Regions from separate parts of the Homo sapiens genome. Here region 2 is linked to region 1. A link is an interaction called in ENCODE POLR2A ChIA-PET data of the cell type or tissue named here. Cell type or tissue: IMR-90. All regions are shown on one strand.

Evidence for each region. ChIA-PET counts read pairs that join two places held together with the same protein. Peaks named below come from ENCODE experiments on the same cell type or tissue, not always from the same donor. Only the 100,000 strongest peaks of a DNase experiment are listed, where the experiment ranks them.
Region 2: POLR2A ChIA-PET joins it to region 1 with 6 read pairs; 3 of 35 experiments call an interaction of 5 or more read pairs at or near these places.

Annotation. Positions count from the first base shown.
Region 1 is chr3:13,522,779-13,527,778 of GRCh38, forward strand. No RefSeq gene overlaps it. Among named protein-coding and RNA genes, the nearest start is that of FBLN2, 24 kb to the right of the region's middle. RefSeq lists an enhancer at 3,121-3,724. In IMR-90, no CTCF peak of the experiment used is centred here; no DNase peak of the experiment used is centred here; H3K27ac peaks cover 627 bases.
Region 2 is chr3:13,639,691-13,644,690 of GRCh38, forward strand. No RefSeq gene overlaps it. Among named protein-coding and RNA genes, the nearest start is that of LINC00620, 8.5 kb to the right of the region's middle. In IMR-90, no CTCF peak of the experiment used is centred here; a DNase peak (open chromatin) is centred at 3,111.

The sequences.
Region 1 (5,000 bases):
GGGCCCTGTTTTAAAAACAGCCATCCTGCTACTCCCTCTTCTTTTTCCCCATTGTATTTTTTTTTTCACTTGCCACTTCTGGACACAGATGTGTTTGTTTACCTATTTGTTTTTATTGCCTTTCTCCTCCCCCTGGAATGAGCCCCATGAGGGTCTCAGGCAGCACCGGGCACATGGCCAATGCTTGGAAATGTCTCTGGAGTGTGGAATGTATCCCAGGTGTCGTTGGCCAGGACAGGGAGCTAGCGTGTTCCCGCCTCAGGGCCTTTGCACTTGCTGTTCTTTCAGTAAGTATCCACATGATTTGCTCTCTCATTTTATGCAGTTCTTTGCTTACCTATCACCTTCTCAGGGAGGCCTTGCCTGATGTGCCTCATATTTACCCTCCCCTCGTGCCAGCCCCGCCCAGCTTCCCCCTGCTTCCCGTGCCACCAGCTGACCTTCTGCGTGTTGGCTTACTGATGGGCCTGCTGGTGGTCTCCCCACACAGTGGTCAGCCCCAGGCCAGCAGAGATCTGTGCGCCTTATTGCCTGCTGGGGCCCCTGTGTGCATGGTCAGCACTCAGCAAGTATGTCTTGCATTAATGTCATTTATTTCCTGGAGGAGTAACCATGCATGGAAACCCCTTGAAAAATACCTGGAAGCATAGACACCAAAACTCATGACCGTGGGTCTCTCTGGGCAGGGAGGAGAAGCCCTGATTGTCCATTCTGTGTTCTAAGGAGAGGCAGGCAACTGTTCAAGGGGCTGGGCCACAGCAGAAAATGGGGGACAAAGACCCTGACCTTCGTGGGGCCAACAGTCCAGTGGCAGAGGCACAAATAAATCCATGCAACACAGAGGTTCCCGAAGTGTGGTCCGCAGACCCCCAGGAATCCCAAGGCTCTCTTAGAAGATCCACAGGGTCAAATGGTTTTCATAATGATCCTAAGATATCATTAGCCCCTTTCCTTCACTGACATTTGCTCGAATGATGCAGAAGATGAGGAGAAAAGCACAGTCGGGGCCGTGGTGCACCTGTTGGTGGCCCCTATAGTCTTCACCAGCACACCTGGGTCACATCCTTGCTAAGCGCACAGACTAGCAGTGGTGTTGAGCCTGACCCTTGAGTGCACATCTTCTGAATATTCTTCGTGACAAAGTGGGAAGTGCACATAAAGCAAGCCCAAGTGTGATGGTTCTCAGAAAAAAGGCACACGTGAGATGTTTGAGTTGTCAGCCCAAATAGCCACGTTTATATAGAACCCAAGGGTTTCATAAAAATGGCAAGCTATGGTTATTCAGACTTGGTATCGTGGCAGATATTTTCTTGAAAATGATCAAAATGAGCTGTCGCTTCAAGGAAAACAACTGACAGGAATTGTTGCCAGTGAAAAGATTCCAGCTTTCAAGTGAAAATTAGAATGTTAGAAAACTGGCCAGGTATGGTGGCTCACACCTGTAATCCCAGCACTTTGGGAGGATTGCCTGAGCCCAGGAGTTTGAGACCAGACTGGGCAACATAACAAGACCCCATCTCTACTAAAAATATAAAAATTAGCTGGGCATGTTGGCGTGCATGCCTGCAGTGAGCTGTGATTGGGCCACTGCACTCTAGCCTGGGTGACAGAGCGAGACCTTGTGTCAAAACAAAAAAACAAACAAAAACTTGTACCAGCACCAGGAGCCAATACTTACAGACTTTTCTGATGAGATTGGCAGGGATATCAGCAAACTGTGATGTTTACTTATTGAATAATAAGATATGTCAACATTTGGAAGGTGAGTGAACCAATATTCTTTAAATGATCAACCCATGTTGTTACAATATGTGTGAAGGTAAAAAAAAAAAAAAGCCATTCAAAGAACAAGATAGACAGGCTGGGCGAGGTGGCTCACTCCTGTAATCCCAGCACCTTGGGAGGCCCAGGCAGGTGGATCATTTGAGGTCAGGGGTTCAAGACCAGCCTGGCCAACATGTTGAAATCCCATCTCTACTAAAAATACAAAAATTAGCCAGGCATGATGGTGTGTGCCTATAGTCCCAGCTATTTGGGAGGCTGAGGCACAATAATCTCTTGCACCCAGGAGGTGGGGGCTGCAGTAAGCCGAGATCGCACCGTTGCACTCCAGCCTGGGTGACAGAGTGAGACTCAATCTTAAAAAACAAAACAAAACTCCAGGTGCAGTGGCTCATGCCTGTAATCCCAGCACTTTTGGGAGGCCAAGGCAGGTGGATCATTTGAGGTCAGGATTTCAAGACCAGCCTGGCCAACATGGTGAAATCCCATCTCTACTAAAAACTCAAAAATTAGCTGGCGGGAGTGGCACGCGCCTGTAATCCCAGCTACTCGGGAGGTTGAGGCAGGAGAATCTCTTGAGCCTGGGAGGCAGAGGTTGCAGTGAGCTGAGATTGCGCCACTGCATTCCTACCCGGGTGACAGAGTGAGACCTGGTCTCCAAACAAAAAAAAAAAGACAGATGGATTTTCGTGTAACCAAGTATGAAAAGCTCTTCATATGGTTCCAAATTCTGCATCATGAATAAAGTTTAAGAAATTAACACTCGTTGAGTTTTGGTGTTATAGCAAAGAAAAATATTCACAAAGATCTGAAAAGTCTATTAAAATGCTCCTCCCTTTTCTAACTGCATATCTGTGCAAGGCCAGATTTTGTTCACATAGTTCAATGAAAACCACATATCGCAACGAACTGAATGAAGAAACAGCTATGAAAATCCAGCTGTCTTCAATTAAGTCAGACATTAAAAGGATTTGCAAAAGTGCAAAACAACACCACTTTTCCCACTGATTTCTTTGTTTTGAAAAATGTAGCTTTTTCATAAAAATGCTTTATGTGAACATGTATTATTTCTTTTAAAAAGATTCTCTTATACTTTGATAAATATTCTAATAATTCATCTGTCTTAGTTTTGAATACAGTAAATATCAGTTTTCATAACTCACATGAACTACAGCTCTTTGAAGTCCTTGATAATTTTTAAGAGTATGGAAAATAGGCTTGCCAGATACAATGGAAGTGTGTCCTGTGCAATATTTGGGAAGTAGTTGTTCTAAAAAAATTATTTGTTATTTATTTGCAATTCAAATTGAACTGGGCATTCTGTACTGTTATTTATGTAGTAAACCCGGTGATCCTACTAAAGGGATCCTGAGAGCAACATATTTGAGAACTGCTGGTTGGGAAGAAAAATAAATTGGGTAAGAATTCAGAGTGTTCCGCGTGATCAGGGCCTGTGTCATCGGGGCCAGCCACACGGGGAGGAGGGCTCTGGTTCGGGGCTTGGTGAGGGTCAGGGCCTGGAGTCTGGATGGGGCTTGAGGAGCCGGAGACACAGCAAGGAGGGAGGGAGATGTGGTCTCCTGTTGCGCTCAAATCTGTTCCAGGAAGGAGGACACCTCTATGTCCAAGAAGTGGGCTTGCAGAGAGGCAGGAACAAGCCCAGACTTGGGAAGCTAGTGCGTGGCATCAGGAGCAAACCCTCTCAGGCTTGACACAAAGCCCACGCCTGGCCTTTCTAGTTTCTTCTCAGCTGAGGACAGGGATGAGGATGGGAAGGGACGGCTGGCACCGGGCCTGGAGGTGGTGTGCTCGGCAGGGAGCTTCCTTCCTCCCTGGCTGAAGAAAAGGCAGCCATGGGGGACAGGGAGGAAGGGCAGCAGAACAAAGGCCTTTTGTGCAAGGGAGGGTTTCGGGCTGGCCCTGTCTGCACACAGGATTAGGGTCACCAGTCTGGTGGGCAGGCACGGGCTGACCCAGGCTGCCTGCCGGGCACGGCGTCCCTGCTGGTGTGGGGCTTGGCTGCTGCGGCACATCTGCGATGGGTGGACTTACAGCCATCTGGGCTGGGAAAGTGAGAGGGACCCTGACGAGTGTCCCTCTGGGGTCACAGGGCAGAGCCAGAAATGTCCTCATCCCCAGAGACCTCCTCCTCGGGTCAACCCTGCCACTACTTAGACCAGGGGTGGTGATTGCCCAGGCGGGACATAGTCAGGGTGAGGACCGAGGTGGTCTGGTGTCTCCAGGTGGGGGCCAGGGTATATGCAACAGTTTCCAGCCATAGGATCTGTGGGTTAGGTCAGAGGGTTAGGCCTGGGGGCGTCAGGCAGGACCCTTCCTCACAGCTAATGAAGTGCTAGGGGTGTGGCAGGCTAAGGTGAGAGGCAGGAACCGTCTGTCCTGGGACAGCCAGTAAGGGGTGCATTGGCTGCACCTGATGTGAATCAGTAATGAACCCGGCCAAAAGCCAGGCTGCTTTTTATTATCACCATGCTCTGAAAAATCTAAAAAAAGGTGAATGATAGAATATTGCTCCTTGTGCTAAACAATTGCTGTAGATACTGTTAAGTTTTACTAACATGTATGTATGCTCACATTAGCATATTCTGGTGACTTTTTTTTTTTTTTTTGAGATGGAGTTTCACTCTTGTCACCCAGGCTGGAGTGCAATGGCACCATCTTGGCTCACCGCAATCTCCGCCTCCTGGGTTCAAGCAATTCTCCTGCCTCAGCCTCCCAAGTAGCTGGAATTATAGGCATGCTCCACCATGCCTGGCTAATTTTGTATTTTTAGTAGAGACGGGGTTTCTCCATGTTGGTCAGGCTGGTCTCGAACTTCTGATCGCAGGTGATCCTCCCACCTCAGCCTCCCAGAATGCTGGGATTACAGGCGTGAGCCTGCGCCCGGCCGACTTTTGTTTTAATAAGCATGGAGAACTCAGTTATGCAGTCAGCCCCGAAACATGCCCATTCAATGACAAGCATGTGTTTGGAGAGTCTGTTTGTGGTGATTTAGGATCATTTGAGCAGCTTAATATAAACTTGTGTCTCTAGTTCCTGGTGCAGCTACCTACTCTTGCATTTAGGAAGTGGGTTTGAAATAATCAGTGACTGTGCAGTGATTAGAAAAAGAAACATGGCTGAGCCTGGTGGCTCATGCCTGTAATCCCAGCACTTCGGGAGGCCGAGGCGGGTAAATCACCTGAGGTCGGGAGTTTGAG
Region 2 (5,000 bases), 120 kb after region 1:
AGGGTCTTGGAGAACAACTTCTCTCCGGACCTTAGAGTTTCTAAGGTGATTCTAGAATTCCATGCCGGCAAGTTTGGCAAACTGCAGCTTCAGGGAATAGCCCCTACAAGACTACCCTCACTGCAGACCAAGAACTGCACACCAGAAACAAGCTCAGGCATCCCTAGGACCACCCTCACGTCTGAGCAATGGGCTACAGGTTTGGGGGTCCTTACATCCACCCTCAGGCTCATTAATTCACCTGCATGACTCAGACAGTTTATGGTGAAAGGAAGCAGGTTAAAGTCATTGATGAATTCTAGAGCAGAGTCCAGGAGAGCCCAGTCACGGAGCTCCCGTGTCCTCAGGATGCAGCACAACAGAATAGAGCTGAACAGGGCACCTTTGGGGTCCAGGTGTGTCTGGGAGCTTGACCACCTGGCTGTCAGCGTGGCTGGCCCTAAGTCTCCAGTCCCTCGCAGAGGTCAGAACTGAGGCAGCAAAGCCCCTGAAAACGCTGGTACTCCAGTGCCAGCCAGGACGTTCTGGGGGCCGAGAGCTCACCCTGCAGGCCACCCCCGGCCCCGGCCCCAGCGTTCTCGCAGTGGAATAGTCACGTTTGTCTGGGCAGCTCCTTCAGCGTTGCCTGCTTCCTCCCTTGTGGCAGGGCTGCCCGTGCCTATGAAGCATGTAAAGAACCACCGTGTGCAGGCGTTAGCCCGGGGTTGGCTCCACCTAGCTCTTCCGCAGGTGTCATTCTCCATCGTTGCTACATCCTGAGGAGGCTGGAACTCAGGGTTTCAATACATTTGCCATCACCATCAACGTTATAACCTTATCAACCGTGCCAGGTAGGACCATATTGCAGTCTGGTGGATGTCACCTAAAAAGGAAGACCGGAGTCCCACTCAGTCATAGCAGTTTATCTAGTCCATCACCACATCAGATCAGCAGATGTCCCCCAGGGTGAGGCCACTCAGGTTTGCAGGCTGCCATTCGACCTTGTCAAGTTCCAAAAGCAGAGGCGGCCTTGGCGTCACCCTTTCAGGCATCTAGTGTAGTTGAGCTGAGACGATGCCCTCCACGCCGCTCTTAAGGTAGTACTGTAATGTAGGATTCACGTAAAATTGGATTTCCCGGCCGGGCGCGGTGGCTCACGCCTGGAATCCCAGCACTTTGGGAGGCCGAGGTGGGCGGATCCCCTGAGGTTGGGAGTTAAAGACCAGCCTGACCGACATGGAGAAACCCCATCTCTACTAAAAATACAAAATTAGCTGGGTGTGGTGGCACATGCCTATAATCCCAGCTACTCAGGAGGCTGAGGCAGGAGAATTGCTTGAACCAGGGAGGCGGCGGTTGTGGTGAGCTGTGATTGTGCCATTGCACTCCAGCCTGGACAACAAGAGCGAAACTCCGTCGCAAAAAAAAAAAAAAAAAAAAAAAAAAAAGGATTTCCCTCACTACATAACCCACGTACTGGTTGCTTTACCCTCAGCTCCGGTTCCTCCTTTTCTCCATTTGTATCCAGGTATTTCCACCTTTGGAAGGGCCATGAGGTTCGGCCATGCTGTTGGGCCGGATTGTCAGAAGCAATGCCAGCCTAGCAAGTGCCTCCCTGACAGTCCACTCCGGTTGGTGTAGGATGGGGCTTCACAGGTGTAGAACTAGTGGGCTGTCTCCACCACCAGGCAATGTGCCTGCCCTCACTAGCAGCCCTGATTTTTCCGGATGGGGTGAAGGCACCATCCACTCCATCAGCCCTCAGGAGCTCTGGCATGAAGCTTTGGAGCTAGAGGTGCACCCTCCTGCCTAGGAGTCATTGCTACCTCAGCACTTGCAGCTGCAGCCCTGGTCCTGGGGCCACTGCAGCAGATAGGAAAGGAGGAAGGCGAGGTGATGTGGAGAAGAAAAGAAAAGCAGTCTTACCAGCAACCTCCCTTCCCCAGTTCTCTTAGAAAAGGCATAGGAGGCCAGGCACAGTGGCTCACGCCTGTAATCCCAACACTTTGGGAGGCCAAGGCGGGTGGATCACTTGAGGTCAGGAGTTCGAGACCAGCCTGGCCAATATGGTGAAACCCCATCTCTACTAAAAATACAAAAAAAAAAAATTTAGCCGGATGTGGTGGTGCACGTCTGTAATCCCAGCTGCTTGGGAGGCTGAGGCAGGAGAATCGCTTGAACCCGGGAGGTAGAGGTTGCAGTGACCTGAGATCGCATGACTGCACTCCAGCCTGGGCAACAGAGTGAGACTCAAACAAAACAAAACAAAACAAAAACAGAAAAGAAGAGGTGTGGGACTCTATCTAGCAGGGACCCTCTCCTGGCCCTTCTCATGTTTGGGGTGGACACACACTTGTGATGGCGTGCAAGTCACTCTTTCCTGCCCCACCACCTCTGTTTTAGACAACCAGTATCCATGACATGTTCCAGTTCTCTATCCAACCTTACGCCAAGGATGAGAGTGCTCTGCCCCTTGTGGGACATTCAGGGCTGTAAAGTGTGTCCCTTGGTCGGGAGAAGTGTGAGTGGGCAGTGCAAATTCGTGCACTGTCTCCCATCGCCACACTTTTATAGTACCTCAAGCGTCTGCTGCCAGGGAGGCAAAGCCCAGGTGAGAGTCAGTGGCTCGCCTTTCCCTGTCAGGGCCCATTGGTGGCCTCCTGGGGCTTCTATGTTTGGTTTGTCTTGCCAGCTCCATGCAAGGCCTTCCCTCATGGGACTCTGCTGCACAGCCATCGGCAGTCTCTGTTTCTCTGTCTGTTGGCAGAAAGAACAGCTCTTATGAACTGTGCCTAGGGGGTGCAAGAGGAATGTGTCTAGGTTCATCTGCAGCCCCAATGTCCACTCATTTCGTGGACCCAGGGTGCCACCCCAAGCGAGCACACTGGGACGCCTACTTGCCATCCCAATCACTTCTTGATCCTGGAAGGGGGTTCCTTTGATGGGCATCAACATGTCCCACTTTAATGCACCCCTCAGATTCCCAGGGTGATTCTGCAGGGCTGTGCTCCACACGGGTATCCCTTTAATAGGCCAGGTTTCCGCTGCCCTCCTGCCTGACCATAGGGTCTGACAAGGTCACCCATGAATCAGTAAAAACACAAACACACAACTGAACAGCACGCAGTCCCTCCCACCGAGCTGATTCATTTTCACCTTCTTCCATTGGAGGGCTGGCCTTCCAAACTGTGCTGTCCGCATACCTTGGAACCATCATCTGTACACACTGGCCAGTCAAGAGCTCTCACAGAGCATCAGCCAAGTGACAGTAGGATCTGGCAGCCCCTCGGGTGGTTCTAAAGTTGGCCCTAGGGGAAAGCCTGTCTGCTCATGACTACGCCAAGTACCCCTTTGCATCCCCAGGCAGCACATTCCTGCACAAACCATTTCCATTTTATTAAGAAACTCTGGGGCCGGGTGTGGTGGTTCACGCCTGTAACCAAGTCGGGTAGATCGCCTGAGCTCAGGAGTTTGAGACCAGCCCAGGCAACATGGCAAAAACCCATTTCTACAAAAAATCCAAAAATTAGCCAGGTATGGTGGCGCACGCTGTAGTCCCAGGTACTCAGGAGGCTGAGGTGGGAGGATGGCCTGAGTCCAAGAGGCGGAGGTTGCAGTGAGCTGAGATGGCACCACTGCACTCCAGCCTGGGTGACAGAGCTGGACCTTGTCTCACAAAAAAAAAAAAAAAAAAAAGGAAATTCTGGGTGTTGCCCTCCCCATTAGGGTGTTTCTTTGACATCGTCCAGAACATTATGTGTATTTCAGATTTTTAGATTATTTTATAGCCTTCAATCATAAGAGTGGCCTCAGTCAAAATGCAATCATTGTCTCTCCAATGAAAATTTTCTAGTCCCAAATCCCAGTGGTCACCCCTGGGTGGCACTAACAGGCTTTTGCCGTACAGCCTGGTCTGTGTAAGGACTCCAGGGCTTTTGGGGGTAGTTTTATGGGAAGGAGTTGCAATATTCCTGGACGTGGAGTGTGTACCCTCCAAAGTCTGAATCAGCTGACCAGATGCTGGTCTTCAATCACTATTGCCAGAAGGGCAGGTTTACCTGCCTTCTATTTTACAGCAATTGGTGGGAGAAGCATTCCCCAGCCAGACCATCTCTATCCCCAGCATATGCTCCGATAAAGCAGGTGCAGGCACTTCACAGAGAATTTGTTCCAACATTCCAGTTTTCACCTAAGTATCCACCTTAATTCCGTCAACCATCACATTTCTAAATCCTCCCCATTGAACGAGAGCCTCCATTCGGGCTTCGCTGACAGGTTTGGAATCACAGAGCAGAGGCTCCCACAGACGGAGTCTGTTCTCCTCCCCCGGCCATTTCACTCACCCGTGTGTGTATGGCTTTGGGTCCCCAGCTAGGGGGTGGGCCGAGAGACTCAGGCCTTCTCCTGGTTAGATTGTGAGACCACTGCCTCAGGCAACTTGAGATCAGAATTCTCACTGTCATTTTAGGCCTCCCAGGTTTTAAAAATCTTCCGAACTAGAATGAATAAAGCAGATTTTTTAGGGCCTTTTCACATTGGGCGGCCGGCAGGGTCCATCCAGCTTCTGTGAGTGCTGCATTGAGACCGTTGTTTCGTCCTCATCAATATCCACTTTATTCATCTTATTTCTTAACACCTGTTTAAAAGCTTCCACCCTGCTGGGATGAGTCCCTTGACTCTCTCCTTGGTCCTACCCCTTTGTTTTGTCCATGCTCTTATGAAAACCTTTACTATCTGTTGTCTCGGCACACTTTTCCCTTTGGAGGAGGCTCTGAGGCCAGTAGCTACACCTTGGGTCAACTGACTGTACCCTGGCCCAGCATCGGAATCTACCCCACACATTCCTTGGGTAGGGCTTCAGGCTAGAGGCTGTGGTCCAGGCTGACCAGAATCTTGGCTCAGCACCAGGGTCCCTTCCTACACTCACTTACCTTTTAACCACTGCAGATAACAATAACCAAGGGATTTCACATTTTCCTTTTTTGTTGTTTCTTTGCATTTCCTTATATTCTAGTGAGCCA